Linked DNA regions of Mus musculus: region 2 is linked to region 1. The links are chromatin contacts, found by POLR2A ChIA-PET in ENCODE. All regions are on one chromosome and are shown on one strand. Each heading gives the region's core, a stretch centred on a gene start or an enhancer-like site at or near the end of the contact. The rest is flanking DNA. Distances are from core to core; before and after follow the strand shown. Region 1 holds the start of Smg9 (smg-9 homolog, nonsense mediated mRNA decay factor (C. elegans)). Region 2 holds the start of Zfp428 (zinc finger protein 428).

Region 1 (4,178 bases), core at 909-3,408:
CAGATGCTTGCTGGAATGAGTCAGGTCATAAATGACTGTTTACCGTCTAAGGCCCTCTCCCCACAGACTGGGACTCCTTCCTCCCCACAATTAACTGTCTGCTCCCCTATTATCCTGACGACCTCCCCAGTGCTTCAGAGTCTAATCCCCTGCCCCCATGGAGATCCTGTCCTCACAGTGAAGTGACGTTCACTGGGACCACCCACCCTCCTTTCAGGCAAGTGAAGTGTCCCTCTGCACACTGCTCTGGAATCACTAGTTGACTCTACTCATCAGGTCTTGTGGGGAACGATCCAGAACCTGAGACACCATCTGCCTGCAAGCTGGGACCTGCAATGCTGTTTCTAGGGTTCTCCAGGAAGAGCTCTGCATAAACTACTAAGCTGGTATTCCTGACCTCACAGAAATGAAGTCTAATCTGCATAATGTTGGGGTGGGAGCTTCTGGGTTTCTTGTGTGTGTGAGACACACACATACACATGCCTGCGTGCAAGCAGGCACAGAGCCATATCACATTTGTGGAGGCCAGGTGACAACTTCCGAGAGACCATTTTCTCTTTCCATCCTGTAGGCCGCAGGGATGGAAGTCAATTCTTTGGCCTTGTGGTGGCCCCGTTACCTGATACAACCATCCTGACAGCCCCACACTGTTTTTGCCTGGGCAAGGAGCTCTGCACATCTGCCAGTCTTGCCTCCGCAGCACTGGGATGACAAGATCGTGCCGCCAGGCTCCACTTTTTATGTGGTTGCTGGGGATCAAACCTGGGTCTTCATGCTTGCAAACAAGCACTTCACACACTGAGCTATCTTCCCACCTACATGTGAAGCACCTCTTTGGAGAATCTTCCAGAATTGACAAGTTGCTTTGCAAGAATTTCCAGGAGACCCCCAATTCTTAACTGTTCTAATGCCTTTTCTCTTGAGGCATGGTGCATTCCACAACTTAATACTGTTTCCTCCTCCTCCTCACCTCTCCCTCTCAAACAGGGTCCTGCTCTGCAGTTCAGGCTGGTCTCAAACTCATGGCGACCCTCCTGTTTCTGGCTCCACACTACTGGAATTACATGTGTGAGCCGCCTTGTCCAGTTCTATTCACGTATTTTTCTAAGTGCTTCCTAGTCTACTTGCAGTCTTTTTTTTTTTTTTTTTAAGATTTATTATAATATATAAGTACACTGTAGCTGTCTTCAGACACACCAGAAGAGGGCATCTGATCTCATTACGGATGGTTGTGAGCCACCATGTGGTTGCTGGGATTTGAACTCATGATCTCTGGAAGAGCAGTCAGTGCTCTTAACCGCTGAACCATCTCTCTAGCCCCCCTTTTTAAAAATATTATTTATGTATTTATTTATATGAGTACACTGTAGCTGTCTTCAGATACACACCAGTAGAATGTGCATCAGATCCCATTACAGGTGGTTGTGATCCACCATGTGGTGGCTGAGAATTGAACTCAGGACCTATGGGAGAGCAGTCAGTGCTCTTAACCTCTGAGCCATCTCTCCAGCCCCTACTTGCAGTCTTATATGGAGCCTCCTTCCAATACTCAGGCATGAAGAACCTCAAAATCCAATTTCCATGGAAGGTGGCCCTAGGTGTATGTCGGCTTCTTTGGGACTGTGTCCAGAAATTTCCTCCCGATACTGTTAGAAGGCTCGTACCAGCACTACAGGGACACTTTACAGTGGCTATAGTTTCTATTAATTTATTTGTACCTCCAGCTAACGGCGCCGCAATTCCGAGACCTTCACGTTCCTACTCCCATTGGCCAGCCGCCCAGCGACCTTTTAACGGCAGGGCGGGGGCGGGGCTTGAATACGCCCCACCCCCAACCCCGCCCCGTCGGCGCGCCTGCCTCTCCCAGGCTCGGGGCGTCCCCCCTTCCCCTTACCTAGGGCAGCTGCTGATTAGTTCCTGGGTCGCAGCGCGCGCTCTGAGTGACGGGAGTGCAGCGTGGGCGGGGAAGGTCCTCCACAGCCACCTGCCGTGTAAATGGTGCCGGAAGGTCACAAGCCAGAGAATGAGAGAGGCCGAGAAAACGGGTGCCGGCTATTCCGGAACAGGCCTTGGCGTCCCGGAAGCTCCCAGAGGAGGAAGAAGAGGAAGCCACAGTACGCAGCCCAACGAGTCACGGCCTGCGCTGCTAGCTCGGCGCATGCGCCGCGGGCTGGGCGCGCAAGCGAACCCAACGTGCGCGTTAGACTGAGCATGCGTGAATGGAGGTGGCTGGCTTCAGCACGCATGCGGATTACGGAGGGGCGAGGGAGTATGTTGCTGCTGAGAAGGCGCGTGCGCATTGTTTCTCTGGGCGGGCCTGCTGTTTGGCTGGGTGGGCAGCTCTGGAGATTTCGAGTTCGAATCCCGGGTCTTCTGTAGTGTTGTCAGACCGATCGGGGTAGGGTACGGCGGAAGGGAGGAATTAACGTCCTTATCTGAGCAAGCACAAGACTGATTCAGCTGGCTGCAAGAAGCGATCTTGAAGGACTTTAAGGAAGAGCCCAGCTCCTCCAAGACAGAACATCTGTAGAGAAAGGTCTAGGCTTGGACCTGTGGCACGAGGTGGGCGGCAGAAGTGGGCGGATCGCAGGGCTACAGAAGGGGCAAACATTCAAAGGACTAGGGGCACAGCCTGAAGCAGCTGGAAGGCCACTGGGCAGAGGGTGCAGTCACCCAATGGAAAGACAGCTGAGAGGCAGAAGTTCCACCTCCCCTATTGCTTTTCCTTTCTTAAAGAAAAAAAACCGTGAGTCCATCAGCCTGACCTCAAACTTACCCTCCTGTGTCTGCCTCTTCAGCATAACCTACCTGTGTGTGCCGCCACAATCAGCTCTCTTGGTTATTTGTTTGTTTGTTTGTTTGTTTGTTTGTTTGTTTTGAGACAGGGTTTCTCTGTATAGCCCTGGCTGTCCTGGAACTCACTCTGTAGACCAGGCTGGTCTCAAACTCAGAAATCCGCCTGCCTCTGCCTCCCAAGTGCTGGGATTAAAGGCAGCTCTCTTGTTTTGAGGTGGGGTCTTACTGTGTAGACCAGGCTGGTCTAGAACTCAAAGAAACCCACCTGCCTTGGCCTCAGGACTGCTGGGCTCTCCCCACCCCCTCGGCTTTTCGTTATTCTCTCCCATTCTCTTCTGTACTGAGAAAAGAGAGAGGGCCTTGCTATGTAGGATGTGCTCTACCACTGATCTGCATTTCAAGACACAAGCACACATGCGTGCTTGTCCCCAGAGCTGATCTCCATGTCAGCCTAACTCAAACAGCATCGCCTCCCTCCATGCCCCCGCCAAGCTCTTCTCTGTTCTCCTATGGGCACCTAGCTGCCAAGACTTAAAGTTTGCCTTCCCTTCGGCTTTTCTTTCAAATTTGAAAAAAAAAAAAATGTTCCTTGGAGTGCTGATAGAGGCACACTCCACGGGATTAAACCTAGAGCCCCATGCATGTTATGCATGCTAGGTAAGCACACTGCTGCCTGGGCCACATGGCCAGCTTATAAAGGATGGATATATATATAGTGAGTACACTGTAGCTGTCATCAGACACACCAGAAGAGGGCATCAGATCCCATTACAGATGGTTGTGAGCCACCATGTGGTTGCTGGGAATCGAACTCAGGACCTCTGGAAGAGCAGCCAGTGCTCTTAACCGCTGAGCCTTCTCTCCAGCCCGTGAAGAATTTTTTTATTGTTGAAGCCTGGAGACAGAAAGCACGAGTTTTTCATATTCAAGGTAACCATCAGGGCAGTGATTGGTTGGAGGGCTGTTTATGAAGAGTGCTCAATGCCACCAGATTCACTGAGTTATAAGCGGGATGTGTGCCCTCTAGGATGTGTGCGCACACATGCAGCAATGCACATTTGGATGCCAGAGGAGTCAGCAAGAATCAGCACTGTCCTTCTATCCCATGGGTCCCAAGCGCCTTTACCCAGCAGGCCACCTCACTGGGCCTTTAGTTAAGGTTTCAGCATTCATACATTTGAGGTAGGGTATTGGGGACTGAATTTAAGTAGGCTTGTTAAGCTCCCTACCACAGAGCCTTAGCCCAGCCCTCCGCTTACATGTTTTAAAGATTTCATTTTCTTTTATATGTATGAGTGCTTTGTAAGTATGATTGAGCACCACGTGCCTGCCTGGTGGCTGCCAAGGCCAGAAGAGAGTGTTGGATCCCCTGGAACTAGAGC
Region 2 (4,178 bases), core at 1,182-3,681, 110 kb before region 1:
CTACACCCACAGTCTTAGCTCTCAGGCTGGTAAATCTGCAGTTTAAGGTCAGAGCTGGCTACATAGAATTTGAGGCTCGTATGAACTAAATGACACACTGTCTTAAAAAAGAAAGAGTCGGGCAGTGGTGTGGTGGTGCACGCCTTTAATCCCAGCACTTTGGGGGCAGAGGCAGGTGGATTTCTGAGTTTGAGGCCAGCCTGGTCTACAGAGTGAGTTCCAAGACAGCCAGGGCTACACAGAGAAACCCTGTCTTAAAAAACAAACAAACAAACAAAACAAACAAACAAACAAACAAAACAAAAAGAAAGGAAGGAAGGAAGGAAGGAAGGAAGGAAGGAAGGAAGGAAGAGATCTCATAGACTCTACTCCTTTGCTCAACTCTCCAGGCTTCTGGTGGGGTTGGGGGCAGGGCCACATAAAGGCCTTTTATAGCCAGAGAAGGGCAGTCCTAGTTCATTCTCCTCCATTTCCCATCTGGAATTTTCTCCTTCCTCTTTGTGGATCCAGAGTGTTTATTTTCACCCTTGCAAAGCTCACCTATAACCATCCACATTGCTCCTTGGCTCCCATAATTCCTGTTTCTCTCAATGCACACGTTTCTTCCTCCTACTGCATTGTGACAGGACCTTGCAAGACCAGGCAGTGTAGGACTAAAAACAATACGGTTTCCACTCTCCTTTAGACTCTTACTATACAGTCCAGGCTGGCCTTGAACTTGCAATCCTCCAACTTCAGCTTCCCAGGTTCTGGGGACAATAGATATGGACACTAATAATATGGCAAAGCCTGAATTTAGGGCCTGGGGGCACAAACAATGGTAGAAAGCACACTGTTCAAAGCCCAAATGTCAAATTTGCTGTTGGAGGAATGCGGCTGGAGCAAGAGGAGGAGGTGGCATCATTGGATAGGGAATTTACTAAAGACACCTAGATACTGGATCAGGCCTTTGAAGGACCGAGAAATAGTGACTGGCAAGGAAGAGCTCTCATGATTAATCATCAGATGTTGGGCCCCTCTAATTCTGTAGTAATACATTATTTTTGGAAAAACTCGCACCATTCAGCAAAGAAAAACTGAGGACAACTGGTTGTTTCTATTTTAAATATTTAATATATGTGTTCCATGCAACAATACCTAGGATTAGCCATTCCATAAACCCACTCCCCCTTCTTTTTTTGAGATCTGATGCCCTCCCCAAAAGGAAAAAAAAAAAAAAAAAAAAAACAGGTCTAGAATAGCGAATCCTCCTGCCCCAGCAGGAATTATAGGCGCGTGACACCACACTGGGCTTTAACTATTATTCTACTTGACCATCACAGCAAGGATTGTTAGGACTTTTCTTGGGGGTTTACTTGGGGACAGCCATCCCTCTCCAAACCCACATTATATAAAGCTTCTTCCAGAACGTTCCGGATATCAAGTGGAAGCATTAGGACAGGTGGAAGCCAGCTGGGCGTGGTGATGCACCTCTGCGAACTCAGCACTTGGTAAATTATAAATTCTAGGTTGTACTCCGCGATATTGTGGGTCCAAAACCCAGCTACATGAAACCGTATGCCTCAGTTCCCTCAAAAGCAGAGTGGCCAGGACCCCACCCACACATACGCCTCACAGTGCGTGAGTGAACACAATAGATACCTTTCCGCACAACGCTAGGTAGGACTGGGACTCGGACAAACCCCGGTACCAAACAATAAAGATCAGCTCCCACAATGCCCCGTGACAGCGTCCCACGATGCCTCGGGCCTTTAACGACCACCAGGCACCCAAACGCTCCTTGCCCCGGGGCTTCTCACAGAAGGCGTGTGCGACGAAAAAAAAAAAAAAAAAAAAAAAAAAAGTCCCCTCCAGGAGCCCAGGCCCTTCCCAGAATGCCCCAGGCCCAGAACGCCTGGCCCACGGGCTCCCACAATGCCTCGAGGCGAAGCTGTGCTGGGTCCCGAGCCGCGTGCTGGGGAAAGCAAGGGACTCCCGGGCCGGTCACTCGGCCAAGCGGCCGCGGGCTCCCGTCATGCAGCGGGGCTGTATCGCCCGCTTCCCAGCATGCCCCGCGGCCCCCCCCAAGCTCGGACACTCACCGACGCCGGCGGCCCCGGATCAGGCTCGGCGGTGGCGGCTGCACGCCCGGGCACTGCGCCTGCGTTTCGGGAGGCTAGGCGAGCGGGCGAGCGAACGGGCGAACGAGCGAGGGGCGAGCGAGGGGCGCGTGCGCGGTCAGATGGACCATTCCCGGAGGTCGATGGGAAGAGGGGCTCAGAGGATGGCGAAGGCTGTAGAGCTCACGCCGGCGGGGGTGGCGGGCTCTGCCGCTCACGGCCCCGCTAGACTTGGTACAGTCTGCGGCCCGAAGGGTGAAGAAGCTTTAAGAATCGCGCGTGCGTGCGTGCGCGGTAGAGCGAACGCGCCTTATAAATAGTGGATGCCTTGGAATGAGGGGGGAGAGTGGGGGCCTAAATACTCGGCCCGGATCCCCCGGGCTGGAGGCTCGCTCATTTGCATAATCCTAGCGCGGGACAAAGGAAGGCCTCCCGCACTGGAGGATGTGATTTGCATATTCCCGGGAGAGGCTGTTCTTCAGAGCGCAGTGATTAGCATATGGATGGGGAGGGGGGGGGCACCTGGAAAAATAAAGCGCATGCGTGTAGGGGACTGCAGACTTAATCGTGGTGGGCTGGCAACCTTGTCCCGAAACTACCGAAGGTCTGGGACCCCGTTCACGTCCCTGTCACCTAGGATAAATTCCTGGACAGCACGTGGTTTCTGCGTTGCGAGAGATCTGAACCCCCAGTCTAAGGAAAACGAACCACATTTGATTAGACAAATACTTAGAACTGTCAAGACCTGGAAGAGAGAGAGGTAGACGGCAGGAGGCCGTGGATGCCAGAAACGCCTGCCCCAGCTCGAGGTTCTGCAAGGGCTTCCAAGGGCTGATTTTTAAGCCAGGTCTGAACTGGAGCCAAGTAGAATGCCAAAAAGCAGAGGGAATAGCTGATGCAAATTTCCAGAGGCAAAGTAGTGCTTGCATTCTTAGAGGGAGTCAAGGCAGCTTTTCCGTGGAGCACAATTAGAAAGTCTGCTATAGGTGTTTGCTTTTTTATTTCTTTTTTTGTTTTTCTTTCTTTTCTTTCTTTTTTTTTTCTTTTTTGAGGCAGAGTCTCATGTAGCTCAGGCTAGCCTCCAACACCTGGGTCGAAGAAAATGACCTTGAACGCTACCTCTTGAATGTTGAGATTACAGGCATATGGCAGCCAGCCCAGCTCCTGTGGGTAATTTTAAAGGGCCATAACTTCATGCTGACTATTTGTAGCCATCCCTACAGCCCTCTCCTTCCCGAATGCTTTTATCACTAGCAATTTAAAACTCTAGAGTCCCATTACACCACAGAAAAGGAATAGTTGTGTTTTGCTTTGTTTCTGAGAGTCTCCTTGTGTATTCTGGAACTCACTCTAGCTCCGGGTGGTTTTCGTCAACTCCCTGCAGTTCTCCTGCCTCAGCTTCCCAAAGGCTGGGGTGGCAGGTATGCACCTCCCACACCTGGTCTCCCAGTCAAACTTGTGTCCCTGACGCCTCTTCTGGACCCACCCACCGTTTTATCTGGTCCATATCCCCAGCACTTCAAACACAGTAATCCCTTTGCTGTCTCAGGCTTTGATCTTGCCTTTCGATTCATCGGGAAAACCCTTTGTCCCTGCTGCTCCGAGCTCACTCTCTCCTGGTATTGATGCCAATCCGAAGGGCCTTCCTTGATGATACAGCTCCTGCAGATTGAGTGATTTAGGGAAATTGACACAGCACTGGTCTCAATAAATGCAGCGCTCTGGGTGGAAATGGGGTGGAGGGTGCCTGGGGCTTTGGAGTTCTTTAAGTCTCCTCACTCTGCATGAAAATTTCCATAACAAAATAAAACAGTACCCACCCAACCCCCCACCGCCGCACGCGTGTGCGTGCGTGAGTGTGTATGTGTGTGTGTGTTTATTTTATTCAGGCAGGGTCTCACTACTTAACCCTGGCCTGGAGTTTACTATGTAGACCAGGCTGGCTGCAGATATCCACTTGCCTCTTGTGCTGGGAATTAAAAGTGTAAGCCACCACCACAGGAGACTGATTGACCCACCTTCCTTTCTTTCTGAAACAGGAGCCTAATGTGTAGCCCAGGCTGTCCTCAAACTCACTCT

The links. ChIA-PET counts read pairs that join two places held with the same protein, here RNA polymerase II (POLR2A).
Region 2: POLR2A ChIA-PET joins it to region 1 with 13 read pairs in embryonic stem cell. The contact joins the promoter of Zfp428 here to the promoter of Smg9 in region 1. POLR2A ChIA-PET finds 5 or more read pairs at or near these places in 4 of 5 experiments (Patski and embryonic stem cell).

What each region holds. Positions count from the first base shown.
Region 1 is chr7:24,397,608-24,401,785 of GRCm38, reverse strand. Smg9 (smg-9 homolog, nonsense mediated mRNA decay factor (C. elegans)) reads right to left here and starts at 2,158. Exons shown (of 14, transcript NM_028047.2): 1 at 1,895-2,158.
Region 2 is chr7:24,505,340-24,509,517 of GRCm38, reverse strand. It overlaps Zfp428 (zinc finger protein 428), which reads right to left and starts at 2,431. Exons shown (of 3, transcript NM_146183.2): 1 at 2,082-2,431.